Regions from separate parts of the Homo sapiens genome. Here all the other regions are linked to region 5. The links are chromatin loops, found by intact Hi-C in ENCODE. Cell type or tissue: Caco-2. All regions are shown on one strand. Region 1 overlaps NUP98 (nucleoporin 98 and 96 precursor). Region 2 overlaps STIM1 (stromal interaction molecule 1). Region 3 overlaps NUP98 (nucleoporin 98 and 96 precursor). Region 4 overlaps NUP98 (nucleoporin 98 and 96 precursor). Region 5 holds the start of PGAP2 (post-GPI attachment to proteins 2).

Region 1 (5,000 bases), 70 kb after region 5:
GCCTCTTGAGTAGCTGGGATTGCAGGCCCATGTCACCACGCCCGGCTAATTTTTGTATTTTTAGTAGGTATTGGGTTTCACCATATTGGCTAGGCTGGTCACGAACTCCTGACCTCAAGCAATCCTCTCGCTTCGGCCTCCCAAAGTGCTGGGGTTACAGGTGTGAGCCACCGCGCCTGGCTTAGACTTTCCATTAATTCTTTCCTCTTCCTGTTTTCAATTCTACTTCATCAAACCTGGTATTCTGAAGTCCCTAGACTTCTGGGATTCTCCAAGGTAGATACGCGTCATTTGATCATACTAGTAGACCCTTGGACAACATGAGGGTTAGGGGTGCTGACCCCCACACAGTTGATAATTTGCAAATAATCTTTGATTCCCAAGCTTTACTGACAACATAAACAGTACAAATTACGTATATTATATGTAGTACGTACTATATTCTTACTATAAAGTAAGCTAAAGAAAAGAATGTATTATTAGGAAAATCATAAGGTGGAGGAAGGTGTTGGTCTTGCTCTCTCAGGGGTGGCAGAGGAGGAAATCCACACATAAGTGGATCCACACAGTTCAAACTTGTGTTGTTCAAAGGTCAGCTGTAACTGCTTTTGAGTGTACTCTAAGCTATAGTTTTCTGTATCCTGCTTGATCAGTCCTCTGTCCACATCTTTCCCCTAGAAATTTGTTAGATTTTCTCATGTGTTCATTTGCCACCTTCCCATTGTTTGTCATTGTGGGTTTATATATATAAATGTTAATATTTTTTAGCCAAAGATTTAATAAGGTCTTGGAGAGAGCGGAGGTGAATTCGAGTTTTCATTGATCTCTGTGCGGATTTTATACTTAGCTTTATCATTAAAAATAGGCCTGGTGCGGTGCCTCACGCCTGTAATCTCAGCACTTTGGGAGGCCGAGGCGGGTGGATCACCTGAGGTCAGGAGTTCGACCATCCTGGCCAACATGGTGAAACCCCGTCTCTACTAAAAATACAAAAATTAGCCGGGCGTGGCGGCAGGCACCTGTAATCCCACCTACTCGCAAGGCCGAGGCAGGAGGATTGCCTAGTCTGGGAGGCAGAGGTTGCAGTGAGCCGAGATCGCGCTACTGCGCTCCAGCCTGAGTGACACAGCAAGACTCTGTCTCAAAAAAAAAATTGTTTTAATTTTATTTTTTTCTCATTTTTTATTGGTTTTAGTAGAAGGTGGTAGCATAAATTATTGTAATATGCCATTTTTACTTGTATAGCTTTTTGACTGGTTTTTAATAATCCATCTCTTTTTCCAAAGTTCCTGACACAAGAATTTAGTTAATATTAAATTTGTGTGCCTTAACATTACTGCCCATTTAAAGGTAATTGTATTTACTTTTAGAATGTACATCTTTATACCACGGAATCTTAGTTGAAGGTACTTTAGAACTATGTGAGTGTGCCTTGTCTTAAAAAAACCTCAGGTATGGTGGCTTCCTTACAGGCAGTACAGTCTGTTCTTCTGTTCTGGTTGTGTGGAAACCAAATCCTTCCTCCATAGAGTTTCCACCCAGTGGTTCTACTTTTATTTCCTAAAGCTAAGCAAAACCAGTCTAGTATGTATGGTTTCTTTTCTTTCTTTCCTTTTTTTTTTTTTTTTTTTTTTGAGAGGAGTCTTACTCTGTCACCCAGGCTGGAGTGCTGTGGCACCATCTTGGCTCACTGCAGCCTCTGCCTCTGGGTTCAGACAATTCTCCTGTCTCAGCCTCCTGCGTAGCTGGGACTACAGGTATGTGTCACCATGCCCGGCTAATTCTTGTATTTTTTAGTAGAGATAGAGGTTCACCATTTTGGCCAGGCTATTCTTGAAGTCCTGACCTGAAGTAATCTGCTTGCTCAGCTTCCCAAAGTGCTGGGATTACTGGCATGAGCCACCATGCCTTGCTGTAGTATATTTGTGGTAACCCACTGACTTTCTTCTGGATAAAGTATCATCAGATTCTTGTGTTTCATCAGAAGACTTGGTTTTTGTACTTTTCCCTATCCCTTTAATCATTTGGTTATGATTTAGTTTTTTGGAATCTTTTATTTTGAAATTTCTTTGGAATTTGTTCTTTGGAAAGTTTTCAAATTATTTTGACCAAGATTGAATGTAATACCAGTAGTTGCTTAACTAGTGCTTGTTTGTTTTCTTGTTTTTGCTAATCTATCAAGATACTCTCTTACCTGTGTCTTTAAATACTACAGTTAACACAAAGTTTATATTTATTCATACAGATATAAAATCATGCTCATGCACTTTCTTGTGTTTGGATTTGTGAAAGGAAGTCTTTGGTTTTTTTTTTTTTTTTTTTTGAGAACGCCCAGGTAGAATGATTTGTACTTGTTAAACGATGGGATCAACTAAGACAGGTCAGTTTTCTAAATGAGTAATTGCCTGTCCAGTAACAAAATGACCAGTGAGGTTTGGAGTTCTCTAAAGTTTTTCTTGAGTCTCCTTGCATAGTCCCCAAAATAGCAGTATGCTGTTAATCTGTAGTACTGTGTACCAAAAAAAAAAAAACTTTTCTTTATTTTTTGCTCTTAAATTGGATTTAGGAACTTTCTGAATACAGATGATTTACTCTGTGCTCTTAAAATTGACATCTCTTGGTTTGAGATCCTGAGCAAACTTGTCCTGTCTAGTTAAATATCAACATGAATGTACGGTGTTTTAGTATTTATTGAATACATCGATTTTAAGAAACCTTTGACTCTTCTTTTTCATTAATTTAGCTATAGCAGCCTGTTCTGTTTTTGTTTGTTTGTTTGTTTTTGAGACGGAATCTCGCTCTGTCGCCTAGGCTAGAGTGAAGTGGCACGACCTTGGCTCACTGCCAGCTCTGTATCCTGGGTTCACGCCATTCTCCTGCCTCAGCCTCCGGAGTAGCTGGGACTACAGGTGCCCACCACCATGCCTGGCTAATTTTTTCTATTTTGTTAGTAGAGACAGGGTTTCACCATGTTAGCCAGGATAGTCTCGATCTCCTGACCTTGTGATCCGCCTGCCTCGGCCTCCCAAAGTGCTGGGATTACAGGCATGAGCCACCACGCCCAGCCTCTTTTTTTTTTTTTTTTTTTTGTTATTACTGCTTTTGTTCTCCACCCACTCCCCACAACATTGTGAGACTTTTCAGAAAGTTTTATGTCACTCCTTTACTGTGGATTATTGTATTATATTTTGGCAGTAACTTTATTTGTAAATGTTTATAAGGGAAAAAGGTAGTATTTTTGTCTGTAAAATGACTTTATTATGTTTTGGGTTTTGATCAGTATTTTTGGAAAGAGATTTTATCTTGCAAAGAGGTTTCTTCTTCAGTCAGGGTATACTGTAGTGGTTTTGCTTTTTTCTTAATGTTTTACTTGGTACAATGGTAGATCATGAATAGTCTTCATTGTTACTTATGTCTGTTCCCTAAATTCTCTGCAATTGATAACAGATGTTCTTACACTTTGAGAAAAAATTAGGCTTAGTGATTTCTTTTTTCTTTCAGTTTATATTATGTGAATGTTAAATAAATGTAAATAATAAACTTATAAGGATAGCCTAAGCATTTTCTTCAGGAAGACACCTGGATTTGGGGGAAAAGAAAAAACCACATTTTTGTTTGTATGCTGCCTTCCTCTGTAGCCTTAATGTACATAATATTTTTATTCTGGAAATTTTACTTAAAGATAATTTCATATTTCCACAATGAAACAAATTATTATTTTTAATAACTACATAACCTATGTTGATGTGTCATGATGTTTACAACTTTTTTGTTTGTTTGTTTGAGGCAGAGTCTCGCTCTTTCACCCAGGCTGGAGTGCAGTGGCGCGATCTCGGCTCACTGAAACCTCCACTTCCTGGGTTCCAGCTGGGGTTATAGGTGTGCGCCCCCACGCCCAGCTAATTTTTTGTATTTTTAGTAGAGGTGGGGTTTCACTGTATTGGCCAGGTTGGTCTCAAACTCCTCACCTCAAGTGATCTGCTCGCCACGACCTCCCAGTGCTGGGATTACAGGCATGAGCCACTGCACCCCGCCTACAACTATTAACTTAATATTGGACACGTAGGTTGTTTCCATATCTTGACTGTATATATACTATGCAGTGAATGCTTAGGAATTTATTTTCTTTCTAGTTCGAGTTAAATTTTCATGATTAAAATTATGAGGTTAAAAAATAGAGGCCAGGCATGGTGGCTGACTCCTGTAATCCTGGCATTTTGGGAGGCCAAGGTGGGCAGATAGTTCAATTTCAGGAGTTCAAGACCAGCCTGGGCAACATGGCGAAACCCCATCTCTGAAAAAAAAAACAAAACACACACACACACACACACACAAAATTAGCTGTTGTTGGTGTGGTGACTCACCCCTGTAGTCCCAGCTACTTGGGAGTCTGAGGTTAGAGGATCACTTGAGCCTGGAGGCAGAGGTTGCAGCAAGCCAAGATCATGCCACTACACTCCAGCCTGGGTGTGTGTGTGTGTGTGTACACGCACAAACACACAGTACTTGTCCTGTTGTATATTGTCATATTATTTCCTTTGGACAATTACATACACGCACGCACACACACACACACAGTATTTGCCCTGTATACTGTCATATTATTTCCTTTAGACAATTACACACACACACACACACACACACACACACACACACACACACTACTTGCCCTGTATACTGTCGTATTATTTCCTTTAGACAAACCAGTCTATAATGTTTCTAGAAGTCAAAGACTATGGCTTTTTATGCAGCTATTTCAGTGATAGGTATGCATAAAATATTTCATCAGGGTTGTTTAAATTTTCCTTTCTTTGATTAGTAGTGACAGTGAACACTGTGTAAGTGAATTTATATGAGTATTGTATCTTATGAAATGTCTCTTCCTAAATTTGACCTATTAGCTTATTTGATTCTTGATTTTCTTTACAGTTTGCTCTACACACATTCTGCCCCAATGATACCATTGATCTGAGCATTTTGAAGACCACTTCTTCAAAAAG
Region 2 (5,000 bases), 260 kb before region 5:
CTCTTATTGTTGGTAAGAGTCCAGTGACTCTAGAACATAGTCTTTGGATCATATTTCAAATTCCTCACACATGTAACTTTCTAGCCAGACCCTGGGCCCCTGCCCTTTACCCACCCGTCAAGGTGTCCAGGAATTTGTGGACTCTCCTACCTGCTCCAACTCCTCCTCAGCATATTTTTGGCGGCTCCGCTCATTCTCAGTACCCTCCCGCAGCTCCTTCAGCCGCTGGGCTTCCTGCTTAGCAAGGTTGATCTCATCGCGCAGCTTCTTTTCCAGATGGACCTTCTCCACCTCCACTGTGCGGTGCTCCTCCTGGGCCTTGTGCAGCCTGGGGGGGCAATGCAGGGAGCTGGAGGAGGCCAGGCAAGGGGGTGCCAGCCAACATGCCATGAGTCATGGCATCAAAGAGGAAAATGACAGCTCCAACTCTCAGCATATATTCTCCCTGCTCTGCTGTGTGTCTGGCTCTGAGCTAGCTCAAGGCCCATAGAAACCACAGTCATTACCTAATTCACACACTGACCATCATTTTGCTGCCAGTAATCAAGGCTATGAAGCCAGGCTCTCAGGCATCTGAATCCCTCCTCGAAACTATCTCATACTAAAATCATAACAAGTACCAGTTTACAAGGTATTTCCCATTTGTCCTCCCAGCAGATAATGATATATTGGTATCATTATCAGCCTGGGACAGGCAGATACAGAGTCTTGCAACTTGTAGGAAGAACTGAGGCTAGAATTCCAATCTGTGTGACTTCAAATGCCACAATTATTCCTCTTATGTAGTGGTATCTAGAAAGTTCAATGAATGTAGAATACCCTGCAAGCTTGACAAAAAGATCCAGGGAAAACCTAATGGCTGAGAAATGACTGGGGTGGTAGCAGAGGGGTGGATTAGGGAAGATGAGGAGGAACTATTGAGCTAGGAGTCCTCTTGGACTCCTGAGCTTCTGTTCCCAGAAGCACAAAACAAATTAAATTTATGCCAAAGGACTCAGGAGAGTCCCCTGCTGCCCCCAGGCCCTGAGTTCCTTTCCTAAGTATCTTCCTTAGTGGATAAGATCTCAAGGGCATGAGTTATAATGTAAGTCTACCCTTGCACCGTCACACACATTCCCTCAGTTCACCGACAAAACCTTCCATCCAGCTAAACAAGCCTTCCCGCTTCTTCACTTCTTTCCTCCACACGGCTATCTATGTTAATACACTCATTCATTCATCTATTCATTCACCGAGTTCTTTCAAGTGCCTACTAAGTGCCAAGCCCTGTGCTAAGCCCTAAATACGTGGCGATAAATCAGAAAGCTCTCCCTGCCACTGAGGAGCTCATGATTTACTCCAACAAAGACAAGTAGACAGATAACTGTATTCAGTGTGACAAATTCTATAATAGAAAGAGATAGATATAGATATATAAGGTCTTGGGTCTTCCCAAAAGATGGAGTCATCAGCTCTGCCTGAAAGGAGTCAGGGAAAGAAAGAGAGACTTGGGCTACACCCAGAACAAAGACTGAGAGTTTGCTAATCCCTTTGGAAGAGAAAACGGACTTTACTGTCTGGTCTTCCTTTCTAAGTAAAAACCACCAGGTTACCAGGGGACCAGATTAGGAAGGAGAAAGGATGGTGAAGAAGAGATAAGATATATAGCTTAGACTTGAGGTATAGAAAAGAAAGGATAGACTACAGAACAAGAAGGACCCCTAGAGAACACTGACCACTGAGATAATTAAGTAGATGAAACAAACAGAACTCAATCTGTAAAAAAAAAAAAAAAAAAAAAACCTCTAAGTCCAGAGCTATCAGTGGCGGAGACTTCAAAAGACATCATGGAACAAGCAAGGAGGTAAGAAGAGGAAATGTTAGGCTGCAAGCTTCCCGCAAATTGTGATCTGCCTAATTTGTCCCTGAAGAGAAAGGGAGTTGAACCCCCTGAAAATGAACACCAGATGGCGATATATGCATAGGCAAAGACAAATCAGAGGCGCCATTTCCTGCCATCTCCTTCCCTTGCTGAATATCCTCCTTTACTGTACTCTTCCATGACCCAACTATATAAAGTTACACCATTAAGGATTCACTTCTTCACTGAAATACTGTCCTTTTATGAAAGCAGCCTCTTGAGAAAAGCCAATACTATGATATGTCTGTCCTTTATAATAATAGCGAGCTCCTTTAAAGTAGAATCAAGACTGACACCCTTTCATAGTTCCAATAAGGTCTGTTAGAGATGGAGAACAATAATCATTGTTGGGTGTAGAAATGAGCAAATAAGTATACAATTAAGCACTGCCCCACTCCAAGGCAACAACAATTAGCATTGCAATTAGTCCTGGCTCTAAGCAGTTGTGTGACTATGAGCAAGTTTTGCCTGTTTTGGGAATCAAAATTCCTGCCTGCCTCAAATAATTATCTTGAAACTCAATGAAATCCTAACTGGACTGTATATGTAGAATTATATTTATTCACATAAATTATCAGGAACTCTGTAATAAAGCTCTGTGAAAGCTGGCATTGCAGGTCTGTTAATACAAGGAGGAACCAGGTGGCATGTGGGCTCTGGACACTCAGAGGAGGATATATGTGTGCATGTGTGCAAGCCTATCTCTAGGGGGAAAAGGGGAGGGGTGTCTTTGTCTCTTTCTAAGTGCCACAGTGGTCATTTAGCTCTGGAAGCTTTAGGGAGCAGGGAGTGCTGGGAGCTTAGTTTTATCCCCAAACTTGGAATGTCTCCTGCCTAGATTCTTTTGCCTTTGGAATGGAAACAGTACATGTTTTTCAAACAAATGAGGTATGGGGACTGCTCAGACAGCAGCAGTTAGCTCCTAACTGGCAAAGGGCCCAAGAACAAGGGGCCCAGCAAAGTAGCCAGGAATCAGCTTAGAGATCAGACCCCTCTTGCTCCCTAGAAGCCCAGCCCATGGAAATAAATCCAATAAGTCTGCTACCTCAGTAGAGGCAGCACCCTGGAGTGTCAAAATTCCTAGTTCACTACTTACTGATATATGACCCTGAACAAAGCACTTACCCTCTCTGAGCCTTCATTTCCCCAACTCTAATAGTACCTACTTCAAAGGGCCATAGTGATTAAAAGTAATAATGCATTTAAGTATTTAACAATACCTGGCTCACAAGAAGTCTTGTCCCTACCCCTCCAAATTAAATAGTGTTTACCATTTAAAAATAACACAATGGCTGGGCACAGTGGCTCAGGCCTGTAATCCCAGCACTTTGGGAGGCTGAGGTAGACCTCTTGAGTCCAGGAGTTCAGGAAAAGCCTGGGCAACACAGCAAGACCCCTGTCTCTACAAAAAATAAAAAAATTAGCCAGGCATGGTGGCATGCACCCAGCTACACAGGAGGCTGAAGCAGGAGGATCTCTTGAGCCCAGGGGGTGGAGGCTGCAGTGAGCCATGTTCATGCTATTGAACTTCAGCCTGGGCAACAGAGCAAGACCCAGAGTCAAAATAATAATAATAATAATAAATAGAAATAAATGAAAAGACAAGACTTCATTTCCTTTTACATGAATTCCTGCAAAGACTTCCCAACTAGAGTCCCTAGGCTTCCAGAATCATTTTCTAAAAGACAGTCTTGAATAGACCTCTCCTCTTCTCGAAAACAAAACAACCAAAAAAACCTGATTTGACTCTCTATTGCCTTCTGCATCCTACTAACTTCCCCACATGCATCTTAAGGTTCCAGGGATCTGACCCCACCCTATACACTCAACCTTAACACCTAGGACCTCGCTACCCATCTTTAAAGGCTACCTCCTCAGAGTCCCACATCCACTCATCCACCTCTTTGTCTTTCTAGACATTAGCATTCTTATCCTATAAGCTGAGTCTGGAACTAAGTCTGCATTAAGTGTGCTCTCACTGCTGCTTCTTGTGGGTGTGTAAGTTTTTTTTCTCAGGACCAGTGAATTTCTCATAACTGCCATCACAGAACTGGTTCCTAGACGTCAGGACTGACTGACTGACTGACGGGCACTCTCTTTTCACAGTTAAATCTTCTGCCATAGTTTTGAAGTCACATTTTATTTTAACAGAATCCCAGACCATCTGAGTTGGAAGTGTTCTCCTAGGAGAGTTTAGCATTCTCCAAGGTCAATCCCTTCATATTACCAATGAGGAAATAAATCCTGGGAGGGAAAGAAATTTATCCAAAGTTATATAGCAAGTTAGTGTTTATGAGATTTAGACTCCTTATAAGAAAGAACTAAGGACAGTAAGAAGGAAGGTTTTGAGGTTTCTTTGGGGAACAGTAAAGAACAGTTCATTACATCTATTTATATGCTAGGAGAAGCAGTCCAGAGACAGGCAGAAGGAAGAATGACCCCATAACAAGCAATGGGAAGCTCAAGACCTCTGGCAGCTACACATTTCTCCCTCTGAAGCTAAGAGGCAAAAAAGATAGAAACAAGTTTCTCCCCAGGAGGAATAACTGCCCAATAGCAATTGGAATATCAGCAACCTAAACTTGCAATGCAGTTTTGGAAGGATGATGCAGCCTGGGCTGCCATGCTGACAAGGTCTCAGGGGCCAAGTGGCTCACACCCAGGTGGAAATAGGAGGTTCCCAAGAACTGGCAGGGCCTCACCTTTCCTGAAGGGGCAGGCCTTACCTTTCCTGAAGGTCATGCAGACTCTGCTCAGCTCGGTGTAACCCCTCCAAGTCCTTCATCATCTTCTTCATGTGCTCCTTGGAGTAACGGTTCTGGATATAGGCAAACCAGCAGCCGCCCACACCAATAACGATAGACACCACCAGCATGAAGTCCTTGAGGTGATTATGGCGAGTCACTGCCAGAGAGGGGAGGGCATGATGAGTTAGGGTGCCCACTGCACACTTAGCCTTGCAGACTCCACTGCATCCCTCCTCTATGAAGCCTTCCATAACAGACACACTCTCCCACTGAGAAGGAATTAGTTTCTCTTCTTAGATACACACTTGCCATACACTATTACAGTAAGCTCTATGTCTATCTCTCTGCTAGCC
Region 3 (5,000 bases), 96 kb after region 5:
GTGGTACACCACCACTCTTGTAGTCATCTTCATACCGATATTCCTGATACTTCATTTTCTAAGCATTTGTTTTTAGTAAATGGGTAGTAGCTGTTTTTTATTATTATTTAGTACGGTAGCCCTTTAAGACCTGCATAAGACTTGGTTCGTACCACTGGACTGTAACTTAAATAAGTTAGTGATTCCTAGCTTAAGTGTGAAAATGAGATTGGAAATAATTGATGTACCATGGTAATTTAAATAAATGCAGTCTGACTCTAGAACCAGATATTGAGTTGTCAATGTAGGAGTGACTCCTTGCTCTTAAGCTTATGGGGCAAAACTCAAGTTTATGACACATGCAGAATAATTCCAAGGCAGCATAGTTACCATTATTCACTATTTATGTGTTAGGTGGCTTTCTGGTCTTATATATGAAGCGCTTTTACTTTAATTGGTTACTTTAATTGGTTATGTTTTACAGGAAGGCTGAAGTTACATTGGATGGAGTTTGGCCAACAGATAAAACATCTCGTTGTTTAATAAAGAGCCCAGATCGCCTTGCTGATATCAACTATGAAGGAAGATTGGAAGCAGTTTCAAGGAAACAGGGAGCTCAATTCAAAGAATACCGGCCTGAAACTGGTTCTTGGGTGTTTAAGGTATAGTCATTTAACCCAGTTCAGACTTTTATAAACTATATTTGGAGTCACATAACGTTTATGTTGGAAGGGATCCTTTGCTAAATTCTATTGATTGATTGATGGGGTTCTTGCTCTGTTGCTCAGGCTGGAGTACAATGGTGGGATCATAGCTCCCTGCAGCCTCAAATTCCTGGGCTCAAGCAATCCTTCTGCCTCCGCCTCCCAAGTAGCTGGGATTATAGGCATGCACTACCATGCCTGGCTACTTTTTAAAATGTTTGTAAAGATCGAGTTTCTCAGTGTTGACCAGGCTGGTCTCCAACTCCTGGGATCAAGCAGTCTTCCCTCCTTGGCCTCCCAAAAGTACTGTGATTACAGGTGTAAGCCACTATACCCAGCCAAATTCTCTTTATTTTTAGAAATTTGGAGAGAGATGTACAGATACATTATGATTCACTCCAAACTACAAACCTAGTTAAAATTCAGCAGTAATGAGTTCTTACAAACTGTGGGCTCGTGATTCAAGTCCTCTACCCAACTCCTATGAGGATTTATAAATACATTTCTAAGGTGTAGTTTTTCTAATGTTTGTCATCATTAGGGACTTCAGTAATTCATCAGGCAGGTGTCTATTGGATCAACTCTTCCTATGTAATTGTCATTCTTACTTTTAAAGATTTTTGGAGATGAAGAGGTTGACTGTCCGTAATAGTTTAATCCAATGATTTCCTCCCATTCTAGGCTGGTTGAATTATTTAACTTGTTAAAGGCCCTTGGGTAGATAGAGGATAACAGGCAATATATGTCTGTGAAAATAATAACAAGTCTTTGGATTAAGTTTCCTATATTAATGATTACAGTTTAAATGACATTTTAATGTATATTATGTAATCTTTATTAATTTACTAGTATGAGCAACTAGAGCATACATCAAACGTCTTCTAAATCTTAGATAAAAGTGTGATAGGTGATATATTTTGCTTTAAATACTTAGATATTTCTCCCCTTTTCTTTCTTTTTTCTTAAGGTAATGCTGCAAGATTGCAAAGGCAGGTATTGGGAAAGCATAATGTTTAAGTTGTTTTGTGGGGTTCTTCTCTTCCTTAGGTCTCCCATTTTTCTAAGTATGGCCTTCAGGATTCTGATGAAGAGGAGGAGGAGCATCCGTCTAAAACTAGTACAAAGAAGTTGAAGACTGCTCCTTTGCCTCCTGCAAGCCAGACTACGCCCTTGCAGATGGCTCTTAATGGCAAACCTGCACCTCCACCTCAGGTAGAGAAAAAAGGACAGTGAATTTGAATGGAATCCGTGATACCGAAGTTGAAAGCAAGTCATTCAGCTAATACAAAGCTGTTTTATGACCCTTGGAACTTTGAAGAGTACAAACATTGGCAATCACGTTGAAACAAGTGCAAGGGAGGGCGTGAGGTCTTGCAGGCATCTGTCTTTTTACTGGAGAGATTTAAAGAATTCTCTTGCTGTTTGGATTATTCCTCTACAGATTGTCATTTTTAAACCCTTTGTTCTCTCTCATTTGGACTTGCTGAATTCTCTGCTCAGTGATTAACTTAAGATTTGCTCATGTGGGTTCATGCACAGTAAATTCTGCCTTTATTGACTACCTGATGTGCAGTTTAATCTTTTTCTTTACCTCCATGGTTTTTTAAAAGTTAAATTAGCTTTCTGAAAGGGTTTTTAATCTCCATTTTTTTAAAGTTGTTTGCTTATACTTCGGGTAACCTTGATATTTGTATTTTAATAGTACATAATCTTTATGAAAAATAGTTTGGGAATGTAAATGAATTATTATTTGGCTTGGGGAGATTAGGGCCTACATTGTTTATCGCAATTACTTGTATCATTGATACGGGATTTCTTTGTAAAGCATCCTCTACCTCTCAGCTGCTGAAAGCTAGACCTTTGGTATTTTCCATGCTATAATTCTTATGGCTGCTGAAATGTGTGGTTTTTATGATTTATTAAATAATCTCTTAGGAGGCATTTCTGGAGAATGTGTGTATATACATGTTTGCGCGTACAGGGGAGGGGAGGGTATGATAAATGTGGGAAACTGGAAATATATTGACTTTTATGTTTATAATCTTGGTAGCATTTAGAATGCCCCTAAGAAATCTCCATTGACAAATGAAATGCTATAGACTTGGTTTTCCAGTTATCCATATTCATTTTGTCTGTCATATGCTTTGTATCATCTCCTTCTTTCCTAATTTTTTATAACCTTATATATATATTTATTATAAATATATGTATTTCTGAGGGAAAGAGTCAGATGGCCTTATTTTCTGTAACAAAAGTAATATGTAGGATCTTAAAGATAACCTCTTTCCAGTTGGCCCAGCTGAAAAAGAAAAGCTTCATTTATGGACAGACAGGAAAATGTTTGTAATGTTGACAGTAGTTTCTAGGTTCTTTAATTGCCAGAATAGAAATAGTAGAAAAATAACTATAAACTCCTATATTGACACTTGTGTTTGTGAGAGCTCTTTGAAAAATTGAGCACCCAAAAATTTCAGATCAAGGTTCTAGCAAAAAGAGGTAGTAAGGATTTAAAATGGGCAAGTAGCTTTTTTTTTCCTTGAGAAAGAGTTGTCGCCCAGGCTGTAGTGCACTGGTGCAGTCTCGGCTCTCTGTGGCCTCTGCCTCCCAGGTTCAAGCAGCCTCATTCCTCAGCCTCCCAAGCAGCTGGGACTACAGGGCATACCACCACACTCATCTAATTTTTTGTATTTTTAGTAGAGAGGGGATTTTGCCATGTTGGCCTCAACTCATGTTGTCTTGAACTCCTGGCCTCAAGTGATCCTCCCACCTTGGCCTCCCAAAGTGCTGGGACTACAGGCGTGAGTCACCATGGCTAGCCTAAAATGGGCAAGTAGCTTTGACTGAGGAAGTGGAAATGGTCTTTGACCTTTTGGTTGGGAAGAGCAGAAATGAGAGAAATGGATAGAGGTATTTAAATGTCCAGACTTTAGGTTTTGTTTACTTGCATTATTTTCTAAGGCCTTGAGCTTGGTATGTTGGAGCAGAAATGTAGGACTCTAGAGAATTCTTTCATATTTATTGCTCACTGACCCAAGTGAAGCTGATGGGAAATGCCAGTGGTTTGTTATTAGCACCAAAGACCCTACATTTTACTTTGCATGGGGAAACTACTTGTGCCGTTTGAGTATACTGGAAATAGCAGTCTTCTCATCTCTGTGTCAAGATGACTGCATACCATCACCTCACCCCTTAAAGAGGTTGATTGCAAAACTTCAGCTTCTTTTTTTCTTGGGGGAGAGAGGCCTGTTTCTTTAGGTATTTAGGAAGATGTGTATTTTTCTTTAATGGTCACATTTGTTCCATTACCTTTTATATAATATCGTCAGTCCCCTGTTTCCAGTTGGTTCTTAAGCCTCGCTTTTGCTCTTAAAAAAAGCAAGTAAATCTAAGCAACCAGAAAACATAAAGGTAACTAAATTTTCATGTGATCTTCTCTCCTGTACCTTTTAGGTTAGAGAAAATGTTGGTTGGCAGATAAACCTTAGTCACAGAGATGAATTAAGGTAGTTGCAGAGTATTTTGTTCTGTGGTTAGAACATTAGTTTCAAAATCCTGGTCTGGGATCCAATTTCCAGCTGGCTGCATCAATGCCCTGGTAAGCTTGACTTAGATTCCACAGATTTGGCATGGGGCTCAGGCATATTTATATTTTAATGCTTCTCCCCAGGTGGTTGAAATGTGCAATCAGGTTTCAAAACTATGTTGAAAGACCTCAGGCCTTTGGCACTCAGGTAGAGATACGTGTAGGTTTTTACCTCAGCCTTTTTTTTTTTTTTTGTAAACTTTTTTTTTTTAAATTATTATTGTACTTTAAGTTTTAGGGTACATGTGCACAGTGTGCAGGTTAGTTACATATGTATACATGTGCCATGCTGCTGTGCTGCACCCATTAACTCGTCATTTAGCATTAGGTATATCTCCTAAAGCTATACCCTCCCCCCTCCCCCCTCCCCCCACCCCACAACAGTCCCCAGAGTGTACCTCAGCCTTATAACTGAAGTGTAACTTGTGTTCAGTAACATCAAGGCAGGCTAATTGGCTTGCTCAGAAACTTAGCATTGTTCACTAAGTGAATTTAAGTTAATGACTTTTTTTTTTTTTCTGAGGCAAAGTTTTCCTATGTTCCTCAGGCTGGTTGAACTCTTGGGACCAAGCAATCCTTCCCACCTCAACCTCCCAAGTAACTGGGACTGCAGGTGCATGCCATCATGCCAGCTAATTTATTTATTTATTGTTTTAGAGACAGGATCTTGCTGTGTTGCCCAGGCTGGTCTCAGATTCTTGGCCGAATGAGTATCCTGCCTTGGCCTCCCAATG
Region 4 (5,000 bases), 110 kb after region 5:
CTCGTAACATTGTTTTTCTCTTCCTGCCTTAGTTGTGAAGCACTGGAGCCTGACATGGACACTATGTGAAGCCCTATGGGGCCACCTGAAGGAGCTTGACAGCCAGCTAAATGAACCCCGTGAATACATTCAAATTCTGGAGCGAAGAAGAGCTTTCTCCCGCTGGCTATCCTGTACTGCCACACCTCAGATTGAAGAGGAAGTCTCCTTAACCCAAAAAAACAGCCCTGTGGAGGCTGTATTCAGCTACCTCACAGGCAAAAGGATCAGTGAGGCCTGCTCTCTGGCCCAGCAGTCAGGTGGGGAAGGCATATGGTCCTTCTCTGCGCCTCTGTCGCCTTCCTACTCACTGCCTCCTACCGCTCCCCGCTAATTGTGCATTTCCCTTTGGCTTCTAGCCTATGAGTATTAATTGCGGACTTCCCAGAAAGATTGCTGGTTCCCGTGGAATATGTAATATAACATAAAATTTAACTTTTAATCAAGTAAACAATGTTTAAGGTCCTAAACAGAGAATTAGAAGACATAGTGCGGCTGGGCTCAGTGGCTCATGCCTGTAATTCCAGCACTGTGGGAGGCCAAGGTGGGTAGATCACACCCACCTATTCCTATAGAATAGGAACCATGACTTTTTTTTTTTTTTTTTTTTTTTTTTGAGACAGTTTCACTCTTGTTGCCCAGGCTGGAGTACAATGGTGCGATCTCGGCTCACTGCAACCTCCTCCTCCTGGGTTCAAGCGATTCTCTTGCCTCAGCCTCCCAAGTAGCTGAGATTACAGGTGCCTGCTACCACACCTGGCTAATTTTTGTATTTTAGTAGAGACAGGGTTTCACCATGTTGGTCAGGCTGGTCTCGAACTCCTGACCTCAGGTGATCCACCCACCTTGGCCTCCCAAAGTGCTGGAATTACAGGTGTGAGCCACTGCACCCAGCCGAACTATGTCTTCTAATTCTTTTTTTAGGACCTTAAACATTGTTTACTTGATTAAAATTTAAATTTTATATTACATTTGTAATAAAACTAGAAAGCATAGATAAGCTATCAATCAAAATCACCCAAATCCTGTGACTACTACTCACTGCAAACATTTTAATGTGCAATTTGTACTTAATTCTTTACTTTGTAATACATACAAATATGTCCAGACACTGTGACATATGCTTGTGAACTTTTCAAAGGTGATATCCTGCTGTGTATTATATTCTGTTCTTTTCATGTGGCACATTACAAATGCCCTGTAATACAGATAATTATCAAATACTTCTTAGCATTCTTTTATGTATAAATGTACCATAGTAGTAAATTTCTTCCTTCACATTGAGACTTTTTTTAAAACTATAAACAGTACTCTGAATTGCTATAAAATATGTTCTATATCAATTCATTCAAATAAATATATAGAAGTTGAATTTCTGGGTTGAGGTACTCACTGGCTTTTTAAAAGGAATTTATATGCATATATTTACTTCTTTAAGTTCCCTTTCACTAATGAGGCAATTCAGCAAGTACTTAATGACTGCCTAGATATAAATCTTTTTTTTTTTTTTTTTTTTTTTTTAAGACAGAGTCTGTCTGTGTGTTTACCAGACTGCTGGAGTGCAGTGGAACGATCTCAGCTCACTGCAACCTTTACTTCCTGGGTTCAAGCGATTCTCCTGCCTCAGCCTCCTGAGTAGCTGGGATTACAGGTGCCTGCCACCATGCCCAGCTAGTTGTCTTTTTTTTTATTTTTAGTAGAGACAGGGTTTCGCCATGTTGGCCAGGGTGGTCTCAAACTCGTGACTTCCAGTGATCCACCCACTTTGGCCTCCCAAGTGCTGGGATTACAGGCATGAGCCACCGTGCCTGGCCATAAAGTCTTGATAAGAATACAGGATGGCATAGTTCAGCTTAATCTAATATGATCAGATCCTTATTCAAACCTTGATTGTTGGAACCTAATTTATCCAAAGCCAACTAATTGGAGCCATCGACTGGATTTATTTTGAAGAGTTTTGCCACTTTTGGGATTATAAGGAACAAATCACAGGAAAAGCCAGAATCAGTAAGCTATATAAAGGGCTTGTTGCATTCCACTGTCACTACACATTTAGCCTGGTAGCTTCCTGTTTTCTTTTCTTTTTATTTTTTAAATAGAGATGGGGTCTGTATGTTGACCAGGCTGGTCTCAAACTCCTGGCGTCAAGCAGCCCTCCTGCCTCAGCCTCCCAAAGTGCTGGGATTAGAGGCGTGAGCCACCACATCCAGCCTCCGTCTGGTACTATTTATGGTCTTTGTGCATTTGTACAGTGAGAATTTATCTTTGGGATTGATCTTGTATGAACTTATTATGAATCATTAAAAAAAGGTTATGCTCACCAGGACACCAACATGTAGTAGGAGAGGATCTTAAGGCATGCCAGAGTCAGATTCTTAGGGCTGTTGATTCATAAACTCCACTTTCTTCCTGTTTATTTTGACTGTAAGGCTAAACCTCTGGTAAAGGTACTGCCTTTTAGGTTACTAAAAGCTTTTGCTTTACTACTCCCCCCCTTTTTTTTTGTTTTTTGTTTTGTTTTTGTTTTTGTTTTCGAGACAGTCTCGCTCTGTACCCCAGGATGGAGTGCAGTGGCATAATCTTGGCTCACTACAACGTTTGCCTCCTGGGTTCAAGCGATTCTCCTGCCTCAGCCTCCTGAGTAGCTGGGATTACAGGTAACGTGCCACCACACTCGGCTAACTTTTGTATATTTAGTAGAGATGCCGTTTCGTCATGTTGGCCAGGCTGGTCTCGAACTCCTGACCTCAGGTGATCCGCCTGCCTCAGCCTTCCAAAGTGCTGGGATTACAGGCGTGAACCACTGCCTCCGGCCTTTTTTTTTCCCTCCCCCCTGCACCAAGACAGAGTCTTGGTCTGTCACCCAGGCTGGAGTGCAGTAGTGCAATCTCTGTTTACTGCAACTTCTGCCTTCTGGGTTCAAGTGGTTCTCGTGTCTCAGCCTCTTGAGTAGCTGGGACTCCAGTCACGTGCCACCACGCCAGGCTAATTTTTGTATTTTTAGTAGAGACAAAGTTTCATCATGTTGGCGAGGTTGGTCTCGAACTCCTGACCCCAAGTGATTTGCCCGCCTTGGCTTCCCAGAGCACTGGGATTACAGGTGTGAGCCACCGTGCCCAGTGTTTTCCTCCATTTTTCCTTTTTATGTTTAAGATAGAGTCTCGCTCTTGTTGCCCAGGCTGGAGTGCAATGGTGCGATCTTGGCTCACTGCAACCTCCAACTCATGGGTTCAAGTGATTTTCCTGCCTTAGCCTTCCAAGTAGCTGGAATTACAGGTGTGCACCAGCACGCCCGGTGATTTTTGTATTTTTAGTAGGGACGGGGTTTCACCATGTTGGTCAGGCTGGTCTCGAACTCGTGACTTCAAGTAATCCACCTCCCTTGGCCTGCCAGAGTGCTGGGATTACAGGCATTAGCCACCATGCCGGGCTGTTTTCCTCCATTTTGTAGCTGAGGTGTCTTGCCTAGTATCACAGAAGTAGTGGTAGATCTGTTGTTGATGTCTATATGCTATTCAGTCTATAGGTAATTTAGGTTAAACTACTTTGCAAATTTTCTATCCAAGCAGAAAATGGTAAGTTTTTGATCAATATTTTGGCACTACTGCAGAAAGCAGTTAACAATGTTAAATCCTCCCTTCTGAAGGCTGGAAGAAATGAAGATAATGCCCCCAAGTGTTTGACGAAGTCCATAAACCCTTAGTAATAACCAAAAAACTTCCATTTCTCTTATAGGGGATCATCGTCTTGCTCTTCTTTTATCTCAGTTTGTGGGTAGCCAGTCAGTCCGGGAGCTGCTCACCATGCAGTTGGTGGACTGGCATCAGCTCCAAGCAGACTCCTTCATCCAGGATGAGAGACTGCGCATCTTTGCTCTGTTGGCTGGAAAACCGGTATCTTCTACTTTTACCATAATATCTCACATTGGTTTTTTCATAAATTGAAGCTGGTTTGAGGTTGAGGCAAGGAGTGATCTTTGTAAATTGTGCACAGTTACACAAAATGTTTTACACATTGGACAATTTTCAAATTATAAAGGCAGGCATGCACACTTTTAAAAATCTAGTTGTATAGAAATTAAAATGTTAAAATGTATCATATCCCATATCATATAGTGGTAAACAATATAAATAATTTTATCTTCACAGAAATATTCTAGTTTAGTTAATTAATTTTTTTGAGATAGGGTCTGGCTCTGTTGCCTAGGCAGGAGTACAGTGGGGTGATCTTGGCTCACTGCATCCTCCATCTCCTAAGTTCAAGTGATCCTCTCACCTGAGCCTCCCAAGTAGCTGGGACTACAGGCACACGCTACCATACACAGCTAGTTTTTAAGTCTACATCCACATATATGTTGTTCCTATTTACATGTTTGTATATACAAATGAAATAAATTATACATAGGAGTTCTGTGATTTTTTTTATTTATATTTTGTTCATTTAAAAAAGAATTTATAGCAATAGGGTCTCAGTATGTTGCCTAGGCTTGTCTTGAACTCCTGGCCTAAAGGGATCCTGTCACCTATAGGTCTCCCAAAGTGTTGAGATTACAGGCATGAGCCACTGCATCAGCCCTGCAGCATTTTTTTTTTTTTTTCTCTTGAGACAGAGTCTCGCTCTGTTGCCCAGGTTGGAGTGCAGTGGCACGATCTGGGCTTACTGCAAGCTCCGCCTCCCAAGTTCACCTCATTCTTCTGCCTCAGCCTCCTGAGTAGCTGAGACTACAGGCACCTGCCACCACGCTGGGCTAATTTTTTGTATTTTAAGTAGAGACAGGGTTTCACCATGTTAGCCAGGATGGTCTCGGTCTCCTGACCTCATGATCTGCCTGCCTCAGCCTCCTGAAGTGCTGGGATTACAAGCGTGAGCCACCGCGCCCGGCCCCCTGCAGCTTTTTTTTTTTTAAACCTACTGTATGTGAATATTTTTTCATGTCATGAAGCGTTATTTTTGTTGTTGTT
Region 5 (5,000 bases):
AAACCTACCAGTGGATGGCATGGCCCATCTCCTCCCCCAGGCCTTTGAGCCTCGGCCCAGCCTCCAGGCTTCAAGGCCTCTCATCAGCTCTCATTTGCTTCCCCACTGGCCCAGGGCCCTCCTGCACCTTCAGTCCCTTCCCAGGCTCTGTGTGCCTGCACCGCAGTCCACAGTGGCAGGGATTCCATGGAAGCTGACAGAACCCCAAGCCCCCTGCTTGTCCCAGCCTGCTCCCTCACGTGCCCCCAGGGTGAAAGGCTTTGCAGAATCAGGCCTGGTGCTAGCCTGGGATTGCTGTTTGCTGGAGAGAGCTGCTTGGTCAGCTTCTGGAGGCTTCCCAGTGCCCAGGGGGCTGTCCACATCACCCTCCTGTGAACAGATGAGGGTTCCTGGGGGCTGTGATTTCCCCCTTAGATAAGGGTAGCTAAGGTCAGGAACTATAACAAATAAGTGTATACCAACAATCCTAGCCCAGCTCCGCACAGTATACAGAAGGGAAAGTTGGAGCAGGAATCTGCTCAGGATCACATAACAAAGAGATACATGTGGGACCCACGAAGAGTTACACACTGCAACTCTGGCCTTCCTTGACCCCTTCCTCTCTGTGTCTGAACTTGAGAAAGGTCAGGTTAGGACTGGAGTGAGAGAGGCAGAAGAGGCACCTGTTCACAGGAGGAAGAAAAGGAAAAACCAAAATCTACATAGATGAGGCAGTTAGCCCTATTCCCATTGTAAAGATAGAGAAACCAAGACACTCAGAGAGAGAGAAGGGCTGGCTCTTCCTCAAAGCCCTGTGCTGAGCTGAAGGGAAAGCCATCCCTGGAACGTTGGCTTGTTGTTGCCAAGCTAGGGCTGGCTCCAGACACATAAAGAATATACCCTTCTGGGCTCAAAGACCTTGTCAAATCAAGTCCCAACTCTTCCTGACCCCACCCACAAGACTCTCCCTTTAGTCCCACCCTCAAAAAGAACCCTGATCTCAGTTAGGTTGCCATCCTGGCATTCCAGAACAAGCCAGGTGGCTACGCCTCCACATTCTCACCCATTTTCCCCCAGCTGCCAGACCTGATCAGGCAGCCTGCTCCAATTGCTCAAGTTCCTCTCTCCCTTTTAGGAGCATCAGGGATCCCAGGGAGCTGGAAGTGGCTCTGGTGACCCTCCCAGAAAAAAAACACATTCCCTGGATCATCCCTAAATGGACTCTAAGTCCCTTAGGGCCCTAGATGGGGAACATTTTCCTCACCCAGCCCAAACCTAGACTCTGCAGTTGCAGTAGCACTAGTCTTCCCTCCCAGTATCCCTCCCTGAAGGCTGCAGCTCTAGATCCCTGAGGAACCACTAGGATTCCCAAATTGAAGACTAGATCTTCAGGGAATGAAGAGGCACTGCCCAAATCAGGAGTTGATGAGGAGGTTCAAGGGATAATCCATTCCAATTCTTGGAGGTATGCCTGGCCTCCCATTTAGCTGTGTGACCTTTGGCAAGCCACTTAAGCACTCTAGATCTGTTTCCACAGTTCTGCAACATGGGAATCACATGGTTTAGATTACCTCTAAGGTCCTTCCAACTTGGTCATTCTACTCCACACCTCAGGGTGGAGCTGAAGGGCAATTGTTCAGCCTGCAGATAGTTCTACATTCCTCACAGGTACTACTTAGCTGAAAATTGCTTTCTTTGGAGCTACCTCAGCTCCAAAGTCCCTAGAGATCTCCTCAGCCTCGAGTCTGAACCCACATTTACTGAGTGCCTACGGAATACTAGGCCCCCTGCTCTGTACTTGATATACATTGTCTCTTTTAATCTCACCATAATTCTATGAGGTAGGTGCTACAGCCTGTATATTTCCATTTTACAGATGAGGAAACTGAGGCTCAGGGAGGTTCAAAACACTTACTCAAGGCCAAGGCTAATAAATGGCACAGCTGCCATTCAAAACTACTCTATGGGGTTCCAACCCCGGGGCCCCATCCTCCCCACCTAGGACTCCTGACCAGGAGGCCCCGCGGAATAAAGGGAGAGCTCAACCCCTGCACACCCGGCCCCACGCTGGGGAGGGAGAAGAAGGGGGCCAGCTCGGCAAGTCCAGAGAGCAGCAGTTCCTGGGAAACAGAGTGTGTGCGATAGGACGGCAGGTACCAGGACTCCCACAGCGTGGGGCCCGGCCCTGCAGAGGCCAGACCGCGCGGCCAAGCTCCCGAGTGGGGCTGCCCGGCAGCCCAGCACATCCATGCCCATACTCACCCACGCGGTGGTGGCGAGAGTGCCGGCGGAACCCGGGGGCCCAGGTGGCCCGGGGTCGGGGGCTGGCTCTGCGGGCTGGTCAGAGCGCGAACGGCGGGGGCGGGGCCGGCGCTCTCGGGGCGGAACTTAGAGAGGAAACTGCGCCCAGATCCTCCGCTGGCTCCTCCCCGCTTCTGGAGACCCCGACCCCTGGCTCTCCTCCTCAATCTGGCGTGTCCTCAAACCATGCTTTACAGCCCGGGTCTGCCCCCACTAATTTCGGCTGCGTGAGGGCAGCCGGAAGAGCTCTGGATACCTGAGTTTGAGCATGTTGGATAAGCCACCTTGTCGCCTTACCTCTCAGCTGCGTTCCATCTACCTGTTGAAAGAACACAAAATTAATTCAACAGGGGCCGGATTTCTTTCTCATCCGCCCGTCTCTCCTGCCTCGCACCTCCATTCTAACCGAACTATCCAGCCTCGCCCTTCTGAAACATTAAGCCAGTTTCCTCCCAGCCCTGGCGCCCCTCCCCCAAACTTTGCTCGTCAGGGCGGTTGGGGACATTTCAGCAATGGGAAGAGCACCTTTGCAGGCAGTGAGACCCGGTGAGGCACATCCCAGAAACTCTGGCCTAGAGCTGTTCCCGCCTTTGTTCAGGAGAGGGCGCCCTGTCCTACGTAGCGCAGAAAGGATTTCCAGCCACCAGCCTTGGGTCTCCCCACAATGAGAGGATTGATCCCCCAAAACCAGCTGCCAGAGTTCCCTCCCTACCCTGACCATGACTGACCCATGAAAGAACTTGAGGGGGACCCCTGGCTCCCTTTGCAAAGACCATCCCAGCCCAACAGGGAAGGAGGGTGAAGGGACCAAGAATTCCTCCTGCAAGCACACTGGTGGGTAGTCAGAGCATCTGCAGCGGGTGGAGGACCTCTAAGTTAGCCATACCTAACATCGCACTTTTCCACTTAAATCCTCACAGCAATAACACATTCTGAACACCCAGTATATCCCAGGCACTCTTACTTCTTATCTCATTTATTTAATCCTCATAAAAACCCTGTGAGGGCCAGGCGCGGTAGCTCACGCCTGTAATCCCAGCACTTTAGGAGGCCGAGGCGGGCGGATCACCTGAGGTCAGGAGTTTGACACCAGCCTGGCCAACATGGCGAAACCCCGTCTCTACTAAAAATACAAAAATTAGCCGGGCACGGTGGCGGGCGCCCGTAATCCCAGCTACTTGGGAGGCTGAGGCAGGAGAATCGCTTGAACCCGGGAGGCAGAGGTTGCAGTGAGCTGAGATCGTACCACTGCACTCAAGCATGGGCGACAAGAGCGAAACTCCATTAAAAAAAAAAAAAAAAACCTGTGAAAATAGATACGATCTCGGCTCACTGCAACCTCCGCTTCCAGGGTTCAAGCGATTCTCCTGCCTCAGCCTCCCGAGTAGCTGGAATTAACAGGCGCCCGCTACTGCGCCCAGCTAATTTTTGTAGTTTTTAGTAGAGGCGAGGTTTTGCCATTTTGGCCAGGCTGGTGTCAAACTCCTGACCTCGTGATCTGCCCCCGCCTTGGCTTCCCAAAGAGCTGGGATTACAGGTGTAAGCCACCGCGCCTGGCCTTTTTTTTTTCTTTCTTTCTCTCTTTTTTTTTGGAGACAGAGTCTCACTCTGTCACCCAGGCTAGAGTGCAGTGCCACGATCTCGGCTCACTGCAACCTCCACCTCCCGGGTTCAAGCAATTCTCCTATCTCAGCCTCCCGGGTAGCTGGGAATACAGGCGGCACCACCATGCCCGGCTAATTTTTGTACTTTTAGTAGAGATGGGGTTTCGCCATATTGGTCAGGCTGGTCTCGAATTCCTGACCTCAGGTGATCCACCTGCCTTGGCCTCCCAAAGTGCTGGGATTACAGGCATGAGCCTCCGCCAGTAGATACTATTTAATATCCTCATTTTACAATGGAAAACAGGGAAACCAAGTTACCTACTTACACAGCTAATACATGCCAGAACCAGGACTCAAGTCTGGTACCTGAGATAATTCACATAATCCACTATATGCTGTTAATGCCACTTAGCATTTGTTGATTAATTTGCCAGAGCTCTTTTTCATGTGTTCACTTTTGTTCATTCACCCAGTCTAGGCCCTCTCTTTGACAGGCCTCATGTGGAGCAATGGTGGAGGACCCAGAGATACCTCAGACGCACTCTGAGGGGCTCCGAAGTCTGGAGAAGGTGCGCACTCAGAGTGTCTTGTTCTAAAAACTACTTTTCTTGATTTTGAGTTCTCCCCTATCCTGTTCTTTAAGGTCCCAGGACAAATGGACTAGCAAAACTTTACAAAAAGAACTACCTCTCTCCAAATTTGGCAACTAGATTCAGGTTTTCTGCCTTGGGGCTTCATGTCATCCTCTTTGTCTAGCTCCAACCAGGGGTGTCTGCTCCTGGCTATTGTTCCCTATCTTGACACCTTGTCTGTTCTCTTGGCCCTAAGTACCATTCCCTGAGGCTGGGTCCCCTCTCCCTGCCTCTAGACTACCCCCAATGCCCAAACCTTGAGGTGCTCTAATTTAGATTAATTCTTTAATTCTCTGGTGATTTGGGAAATATGGGCAATTCTCCATATAGCCCTGAGCCTCTGTTTCCTCGTCTATAAAATGGTTTTATTTATTTATTTAAAACAAGGTCTCGCGGGGGCGTGGTGGCTCACATCTGTAATCCCAGCACTTTGGGAGGCCAAGGTGGGCGGATCACAAGGTCAAGAGATCGAGACAATCCTAGC

The links. Peaks named below come from ENCODE experiments on the same cell type or tissue, not always from the same donor. Only the 100,000 strongest peaks of a DNase experiment are listed, where the experiment ranks them.
Region 1: a loop joins it to region 5, with 2.6 times the contacts of the local background. A loop is called at or near these places in 5 of 110 quality-filtered maps.
Region 2: it touches region 5 in a loop (6-fold over the local background); 5 of 110 quality-filtered maps call a loop at or near these places.
Region 3: it touches region 5 in a loop (2.8-fold over the local background); 6 of 110 quality-filtered maps call a loop at or near these places.
Region 4: it touches region 5 in a loop (2.8-fold over the local background); 3 of 110 quality-filtered maps call a loop at or near these places.

The regions. Positions count from the first base shown.
Region 1 is chr11:3,735,411-3,740,410 of GRCh38, reverse strand. All of the region lies in intron 12 of NUP98 (nucleoporin 98 and 96 precursor), which reads left to right. Among named protein-coding and RNA genes, the nearest start is that of NUP98, 60 kb to the left of the region's middle. RefSeq lists a silencer at 4,345-4,545. In Caco-2, no CTCF peak of the experiment used is centred here; no DNase peak of the experiment used is centred here.
Region 2 is chr11:4,069,830-4,074,829 of GRCh38, reverse strand. It overlaps STIM1 (stromal interaction molecule 1), which reads right to left. Exons shown (of 13, transcript NM_001382567.1): 6 at 4,627-4,804; 7 at 151-328. Among named protein-coding and RNA genes, the nearest start is that of RRM1, 22 kb to the left of the region's middle. RefSeq lists an enhancer at 1,817-2,111. In Caco-2, a CTCF peak has its summit at 1,942 (motif pointing right); a DNase peak (open chromatin) is centred at 1,939.
Region 3 is chr11:3,709,459-3,714,458 of GRCh38, reverse strand. It overlaps NUP98 (nucleoporin 98 and 96 precursor), which reads left to right. Exons shown (of 33, transcript NM_016320.5): 19 at 464-641; 20 at 1,731-1,895. Among named protein-coding and RNA genes, the nearest start is that of CHRNA10, 41 kb to the right of the region's middle. In Caco-2, no CTCF peak of the experiment used is centred here; a DNase peak (open chromatin) is centred at 1,948.
Region 4 is chr11:3,694,381-3,699,380 of GRCh38, reverse strand. It overlaps NUP98 (nucleoporin 98 and 96 precursor), which reads left to right. Exons shown (of 33, transcript NM_016320.5): 25 at 33-299; 26 at 3,775-3,932. Among named protein-coding and RNA genes, the nearest start is that of CHRNA10, 25 kb to the right of the region's middle. RefSeq lists a silencer at 2,726-2,946. In Caco-2, no CTCF peak of the experiment used is centred here; no DNase peak of the experiment used is centred here.
Region 5 is chr11:3,805,893-3,810,892 of GRCh38, reverse strand. PGAP2 (post-GPI attachment to proteins 2) reads right to left here and starts at 2,333. Exons shown (of 7, transcript NM_014489.4): 1 at 2,242-2,333. RefSeq lists a silencer at 2,083-2,412. In Caco-2, CTCF peaks have their summits at 1,573 and 2,888 (motif pointing right); DNase peaks (open chromatin) are centred at 1,602, 2,352 and 2,832; H3K4me3 peaks cover 1,696 bases.